Linked DNA regions of Homo sapiens: region 2 is linked to region 1. A link is a contact called in ENCODE Hi-C or POLR2A ChIA-PET data. All regions are on one chromosome and are shown on one strand. The core of a region is the stretch at or near the end of the contact, and the rest is flanking DNA. Distances in the headings are between cores, read along the strand shown. Region 1 holds the start of SOS1 (SOS Ras/Rac guanine nucleotide exchange factor 1). Region 2 has its middle 55 kb from the start of THUMPD2.

What was found. A loop is a pair of places that touch in the nucleus more often than their neighbours do. ChIA-PET counts read pairs that join two places held with the same protein, here RNA polymerase II (POLR2A). Pooled maps may share reads with other maps.
Region 2: a map of heart right ventricle shows a loop between it and region 1 (3-fold over the local background). The contact joins the enhancer-like site here to the promoter of SOS1 in region 1. A Hi-C loop is called at or near these places in 2 of 168 maps with a recorded cell type or tissue (chondrocyte and heart right ventricle), 2 of 37 single-sample maps with no recorded cell type and 9 of 50 pooled maps. POLR2A ChIA-PET finds 5 or more read pairs at or near these places in 2 of 52 experiments (OCI-LY7 and activated CD4-positive, alpha-beta T cell).

The regions. Positions count from the first base shown.
Region 1 is chr2:39,118,544-39,122,519 of GRCh38, forward strand. It overlaps SOS1 (SOS Ras/Rac guanine nucleotide exchange factor 1), which reads right to left and starts at 2,508. Exons shown (of 23, transcript NM_005633.4): 1 at 1,793-2,508. The coding sequence starts at 1,879. RefSeq lists an enhancer at 1,378-1,457 and a silencer at 1,658-2,377.
Region 2 is chr2:39,722,464-39,726,510 of GRCh38, forward strand. It overlaps a transcript of TMEM178A not described here. Among named protein-coding and RNA genes, the nearest start is that of THUMPD2, 55 kb to the right of the region's middle. Within about 2 kb of position 1,675, at least 3 of the 41 ENCODE cell types and tissues checked have a DNase peak (open chromatin) inside an H3K27ac peak, as active enhancers do.

The sequences.
Region 1 (3,976 bases), core at 1,258-3,757:
ACTTAAAGTCAAAAGCTGTTTTATGTAAATATGCAAAAAGGACAAGTGGGGGCTGTGGTAAGGTGGAGATACATGACCTGTCTAAAGAAGGGAGCCATTTACTCAACTCCAGCAGTTTAGTGCCTCGCTTGAATACAGGCCCTAAATGACAAGACCTTCCTATTCTTCAAGAAAAGCCGAAAATTCAGGTTTTATGTAATATCTCCCATTTTCAAATATTAGCAACTAATTACATTTAAAAATAAAACAACACTATGCCAGCCAAACAAAATGCTTTTGTGGACAGATTTCAGCAAGGGCCACCAGTGTGGCAGAATTAAACAACGTCTGTCAACTCCTACAATATTCTTTCCACTGCTTCAAAGGATCCTCAGCTGATACCTTGGTGATTCCCCTGGGAAAGGAGCTGCTTTTGCCTCTAAGCAAAATGGCCCCTATTTGGCAATGCTTTATGAGTTCCTTTACACGTTTTTAAACAATTTCCGTGTCTCCCCTTACTCTATCCGGACACCAGCTTCTAGCATCACAGAGACCTCCTACACCCCTTCCATTACAAGCTAAGAAGTCAAACTTGCAAGTAAAGCAAAAGTAAGGAGTGAGAGCCTGAAGGGATTTCTAAGGAGTAAAGTATGTAAGATATATGGCATCTTTTCTTCTGTTTTTTAAAAAAAATTACATAGATGTTTGTGACTAGTCAGACACTTGAAGGGGAAAATGTCCGTAATTTAAGCCAGAAATATATGAGCAAATTCTCCTGAAAAACCAAATAGTTTCCACTGTAAGACAGCAAGAGGGACCGGAGGAGAACAGGGCAAAAGGGAAAGTAAAAGTTACTGGCCTTTGAGAAATATCAGACACCTTTTAATGTTTAGCATAAAAGGTAAAACATAATCTCCATTCTTAGTAGAAGCAGTTAGCATGAAACATTCTTTGAGCAGCAAGAAACTGGGATTTAGAAACACTATTAGAAGAGTAAAGCAATCTTTACAGAAAAGGTAAATGAAGAAAAGAAAACAAAAATAGTCTGGTTGTCACACTGCTGCTTTAGAAGCTTTAAAAACGTAAGAACACTTCCTAATTATACTAAAACATTTAAAAGCACAGATCGGGGGTATGTAACTTCAGGTAACAATGTAGCAAACTTAAACATACAAAGGCTAAAAATTCTTAACAAGCCAAATGACAGCACCAAGAATCTCGAACGCTGCAAAAACAAAACAAAACCCCCCTGAAATTGGTAGCATGTGCACCAGCCCCTGTTAATCGGAGGAGCGGGGGAAACCAGGAGAATGAGGAGTGAATACTGACGGCGAGCAGAGCAGGCCACGTTCCTACTGGCAGGCGAGCTCGCAATTCCTTTGAGCAAGCCTTACGGCCAGGGCATTCTCAAGCCACTAAAACCAGCGTACTGGACACCTAAAACGGTAGGCTGACAGCAGCTCCGGGCTAAGACCAAGAAGACGGAAAAGTGGCCTGCTTTGACCTCCGCTGAAAACTGAGGCTCCTCCAACTGTTGTTGTCCTGGAATCAAAGGGCAAAGCATTCACCTCTCAGGGGTTGGATTATCCGGATAAACTCCCCCCGGCTCCCTGCGGCATTCCCACACACCCGGTGGATGTCAACACCGAGAGCCAGCCGTATGAGGGGGGCCTCTCCGTGTGCGCCGTCCTTTTGGAGACGCGGCGAGACCGGGAAGAAAGACGGCCCTGCGCGCGCCCCGCCTCCCCAGCCCTTCCCCAGCGCCCGCGCTGGGGGGCTGCGGCCGGGAAGCGGGGTCCCGCGTGCTCCTCACCTTTTTCAGCGCAGGCACCAGTAGTCCCCGCCACTTGGGCGCGTTCTCTTCGCTGAAAAACTCGTAGGGCAGCTGCTGCGCCTGCATGGTGCCCCCGGGGCGCCTCTGGGCGGGGAGAGGGGCGGCGGCGGCCGGGCCAGGGAGCCGCGAGAGGGCGAGCTCGCAGCGCGGAACAGGGCCGCGGCCCCACCGGACGGCCCGGCCCCCTCCGGGCGCCGCGCAGCCGGGCTAGCCCTGGCGAGGGGGCTGGGGGGCGAGGCCCGCGCCTGGCCACCCACCCGACACAGGTACCAGCCGTGGAGAACGGACGCGGCCCGGAGGCGGCGGCATCCCGCACCACCGCCCCGGGGCCAGGCCCCCCGCCCCTCCCCGGCCCGCCGGCGCCGCCCCGGGCTGCCCTCTGCCGCGGCCGCCGCCCGCCCGCCGGGGCTGCACTCCCGGGCCCGGTCTGGCCCCGCGGCGGAGCTGGCGGCTGGGGGAGGACGTGTGGAGGGACGCTCCGGCCGCGGCGCCCGCTCCGCGTAGTTGGGACTCCGAAACGCAAGAGCCCCGGGCGGGGCGGAGCTGGGGCGGAGGTCTCGCGGGGAAGGGGAAGGACCGGAGGTCGTTGTTGGGGAATCTGGCTGCCCTGAGGTGCCGCCGCGGCCGCCGCCGCCACCGCCGCCGCCGGTGTAGCGCTGGAGCTTCCTACTAGCGAACTGAACCTGCTCGCTACTGAGCATGCGCTGCCGTGCTGGGCTGGTTCGCTCCGGGTTTTCCGGCTCCCGGTGAAGGAGGAGGAAAGCTCGAGAGAGAAAGAGAGAGAGAGACAGGGAGGGCGCCCGGCCGGGCTGTGGCTGCGCTCCTGGGGGCTGCAGGGGAGGGGCGAAGGGGCCCGAGAAGTCGCACCCTGGCAAAGTGGGGCCTGCAAGGGTGGGTGATGACTAGGGTAAAGAGGCTCCCCATTGTGTGGCCTGGCCGTGAGGGCTCCCACCCTTCTCGGAGTCCCTGGGCCCTTCGTTTCGGAAAGGGGTGTGTGTACTTTGTTCCTGAACACGAAGATAAGGACTGCCCAGAGCACGCAATGTATAGTAAACAGACTGGACAAAAGACAGGTGCTCTGTCACGAAACCTACTGCTCAGTATCTGCTGAGTAGTAGAAGTGATTGCGGTGTTTCTAAGTGGTCTTTCCACAAAATAATAAAATGTGTACGTGTAGTATTGATTTTGTGTGAATGTTTTAGATTCCCTCTGTTCATCTTTTAAACCCACTCCAGAAATGAACTCCAGTAAGCACTTTCCTCCAGTGGATATCGAGACCTCTTTTACAGCTCCTAGAGCACTGCACTTATGCCCCTCTCAGGGCGTTCAGTCTATTGTGTTTTGTTATCTTTTGCGGTTCTTTCGACTAGATAATAAACTGGAAGGCAGATCTTTTTCACCAGGGCCTCTACACAGTGTAGAACAGGCACTCAGTCAATGTTAGTGGAATGCTAAAGGAGCAGTATTTATAAACTGTCCCTCCAGGCCACTGTTTGTTTATAATAGGGGCACTTTGTGGCAGACACCTTATGATTTATCATTAATTATCATTTTTTTGAGTATCATCTCATTTAATCCCCATAGCAACCCTATTATTTTCATTTCACCGATAAGAAGGCAGTTTAGAGGAACTAGCCTGGGTTAAAGCTGACATTGTGTCCTGCTATTCCTGAGAACAGTAACCAGGATCACATAAACGAGAAAGGTTCAGTGGTTCTTAATCTTTACAGGACCTCTTTGAAAATCTGGAAAAACAACTCTTAGGTTATTTCCTTTAAAAATACACAGGCCGGCCAGGCGAGGTGGCTCATGCCTGTAATCCCAGCACTTTAGGAGGCCGAGGCGGATGGATCACCTGAGGTCAGGAGTTCCAGACTAGCCTGGCCAACACTGTGAAAACCTGTCTCCATAAGAAATACAAAAATTAGCCGAGCATGGTGGTGGGCGCCTGTAATCCCAGCTACTTGGGAGGCTGAGGCAGGAGAATCGCTTGAACCCAGGAGGCAGAGGTTGCAGTGAGCCGGGATCATGCCACTGCACTCCAGCCTGGGCAACAAAACCAAAACTCCGTTTCAATTCAAAAAAAAATATACACACACACACACACACACACACACATACACACAGACCGGCCGGGCGCAGTGGCTCACGCCTGTAATCCCA
Region 2 (4,047 bases), core at 425-2,924, 600 kb after region 1:
TGACCCAGCTGCCAGCCGATTCCTCTCTGATTTCCAGTTGTTTTCCAGAAGTTGTGCATCTAAGACCTGAAGATAGTATTCAGTTTAAGTGTGAACTTGATCAATTAGTGGTGGCTGGGAAGATTTCAGTCCAGGCACAAAGGGGAAAGATGTAGTGTTTGTGAATGAATGGGAAAGGCAGATGTCACATACTGGCCAACCCCAGTTTAAATCACAGCAGATAGACTATTGGTCTGCTTCAGGTAAGCATTTCCCTTTTTTGGAGCTCACTAAGAAATTCTGAGAATAAACTCCCACATCTTAGGGCTGATGTTCCTAATGAACAGACCATTGTCCCAGTGAAGTGCTTATCCTGGTTGGCCCAGAGTCTGACCAGGCCACTGCCTTGAGTGTGGGTGTGAGGATGGATGAACTGTACCCTCAAGTTCATCAGCAAGTGTTCTAAATCAGGACCTTAGAGGTAAATTCCCTCAATATCTGGCTAACTGTGAAGTGGCATCCTCTGGGGATTCTGGAAAGGGCATGGAAACCTTGCTATAGCAAGGGTGCACGGAGGCTCCGCTGGATCCTACACAAAGGGCCTGGGCTCCCTTGACTTGCTCCCAGAACGCAATCACAGTTCAGGGCATTTCATTCTTTAATCATAAAACACCTTTTATTTCCATCCTCATAGCTTTGCCTGTTAGGTTGATTGTGATGAACACATAAATACTTGCTTTAGAAACCTAGCCACGCCTGAACTGAACTTCACTCAGCTGTGGCTTCAGTGGGCTTCAAATTCATTCCCCACAGGTAAAACACATTGCACTTATCATATTGCTTAAATCTGTTAATCACAAGAGTTTAAAATGAACTTAAAGACCTGAATAAATTGTTGAAGTTTTCTCATTTCTCCTCTAAGCCCTGATTTGCCATTTGTTAGTTCTGGACTCTGTTGGTTGCTCAAAAAATAAATAGATATATAAGTAAATAAATAAAGCACTTAATTAATTCTAAGAGGATGGCAGTGGAGCCATATTATTGTTAACTTTTAGGTCTCCTTCATTCTTGTAAGTACTAAACATAAATAAGAAGTGGCAGAGAAAGCTCGGATTCTCAAAAGCTTCTCCAGTGCTGTTTCTTGGCATTAATGAGACTGAGTCCCTGGGTGAGGGACTGCCTCAGTACCTCCTCAGTGACTGTGTCAGGCTGTGTCCTTTATAAACCATATCTTGTTACTATTTGCCCCTACTTTATGGGTAGAGAAGCCAAGGCTCACAGAGGTTGAGTAACCTTCCCTAAGATACTAGCCAAGATTTGGTTTCCAGCTTGCTCACTCCAAAATCCTTCCACCTTCCTGCACAGCATCCACGTCAACTACCCAAGACCCAGCAGCATTTCCATAGTGCATTTCTAACCCTATCTGAGCCTACTGTCAACATGTTATACATCTAGATAGGTTCACATTCCCCTGCATTTTCCAAGGGTCCCTTTGGAAGTTACTGCTCTATAGTTTTTAAGCAAGCTTCTATATTTCTAAGCCAGAGCACACACTGCACTTTGTAATTCTGTAAAGAATGCCAGACCTATTTTTGTAAGCACAGAATCTCTCCTTACGTGACTGACCTTCAAGAGACCCTGTAGCTTGCAGTAGCCTAAAGGTATGACAGCAATTTTAATTACCTTCTTGGCACTTCCCCCACAGAACATTATGAGAAATTCCCGTGTTACTAGGGCTGCTCAAAGATCTCTATTTAAGTGGGTATGTCCTCCTTACTTTGTCCTGTGACAGCATCCCTGACGGCATTTTTTAAATTATTAGATGAAAGTAATTATTTCAAAAAAAAAAAAGAGGCTATCTAGCCTTACGGTTAGAGGTAGGATAGCAACTCAAAGACTCATGAATTTCCGTCCTTTCTCCCTGACTGTCTTGATGTGTGGCCCTGCAAGAATGCTGGTAATAACCACACATTTAAGAAGCCTGAAAATCACTTTGAACACCTCTACAAACTTTTATTTCCTTTATCCAAGTTGAATGTGAACTAATTTAAAAAACATAACATATTAAGTTACACTAACAATAAAATAAAACCATCTGATGTGGAGTCAAAACAAGGAAACCTTCCAAATTTTTTTATTATATCTCAAGGAAAGTACAGTACTTCATTTCGTATTTTCCCTTTGAGAGACTGGTCGCTGTGCAGTGACTTAGAAAACACCCCATAACCAAACCAAAACAAACCTCAAGACAGCCTCGGAGGCATATGGAAACTATAATGGTCATCTCTCTTTGACAGCAGAGGAACAGAGACTCAGAGCATTAACCCAAGATCTCTCAGCCAGTCTCTGGCAGAAGGTTCACCTCCCCAGCAAAAAAGCGAGGTAGATTTTGAGGTCAGCATGTCCAAGTATCTATATTCCTGCAAACATGTCGAGCAGCCTCTACTTTACAGGACTCTGTGGTGACGATGGTAAATCGCTATCATGCCAACATGTTTCTCAAATAAACTGGACTTGGGAATTGAAATTAAACCAACTGTGAAAGGTAATCTGGGGGAGATGACGCATGTGATTAATACAGTATTGACTCAAGGGATGAACCAGTTCTTAAACAAAGAATTCTCCAAATAAAGTAACAGTTTAAAGAGTGTTCACAGGAGTAGGGGAATGGTTTTCAAGAGAAGTGAAATGAAGATGAGGAAAGACCGAGGGTGAGCTAGAGGGACAGCCATGTAGAGCCATGCGGGGTGGGACGGGTGAGTGGCCCTCAGAACCCTATCCCAAACACCCCTACAAAACCAGTTCCTTTGAGGAGCCAGATGAGTAAGAATACAATGAGTTAAGAGGAAATTCAGTACAATTTCATTATTCTTTAAAGCAATTAGCCTGTGGGTCTGCGATACGCCTACATAATCAAGAAAGGTGTCAGAAAATGTCAAGCTTTTACCTAGTAACGATTGAGGAGCTGGTTCTGTGTTGCACGATTCCATACATTCCAATATCACAAAGGAAGAAAAAAATCTTCCTTCAGGGAAAGACAATTTGTTCTTGTTTCCTTTTGACAATGGAATGCATGGATTTGGTCAATGCGGGGGAAACTTGGTTCAGCATTCTGGACTTTTATGGCTGTGTTCACTTGGTTGGCAGATGACCATGAAAAGTAACTTGTTTGGGATGTCAGTGGGTGTGGAGGAAATGCCAGTAAATGTGTGTTGAAGGAATGAGGGAATAAATGAATGACGCATCACTAAGATGGTGATCCCTGGTCTGTGAAGCCGACTTGCTGCCTCACAGCCTCTATTTCTCAAGGTTACTTTTCTTTTATTGTTCTCAGGCCTAACATACGATTGTAGACTCAAACTCTTTGTGTCACTTTAGGAGCAGGTCCACCGTGGCAAAATGGTTCTAGGGCCTCGGCAAAAATAGGGACATCTCAATACTGTGGAACAAAGACACATGTGGTCAAATGAATGACCAGTTGTGTTCACTTGCTCATTCATGTGTTCTTTGATTTGTCACATCTCTATAGAGCACCTAGTATGTGCCAGAGACTGATTTAAGTGCAGGGAATACATAGTGAATAAATCAAAGCTGCTGCCTTCAAAAAGCTGCCATTGTAAGGTGACAAAGGAAAAAAGTAAAAAATCTTCCTTCAGGGAAAGATAATTTGTTCTTTTTTCCTTTGTGTCTGTCTCAGAGAGACAGACAGTAATAAAACAGGGCTTGTGCAGTAGGTGGTGGTGATATGTGCTATGAACGAAAAATGAGGTGGCTAGGAGAATAGAGTGCTAAAGGTGAGGGGATGGCCAGTTTAGGGAAGCTGGCGTTGGCCTCTCTGATAAGAAAACATTTGCACAGAGAGCCTGAGCAATGCAGGTGTCCTGAGGAATGTCCAGGAAGGGTAGATAGCAGGTGCAGAGGCCTGGGATGGGAACAAGCTTTGCATGTGGCAGGGTCAGCAAAAGGTAGAATGAAAGTGAGAGTGTTGAGATGAAGTAAGAGGGAAACCAGGCTATCCAGCACCCTTTGAACACCTTTCCAATAAAACCCAAGACTTCGGGTTTCATT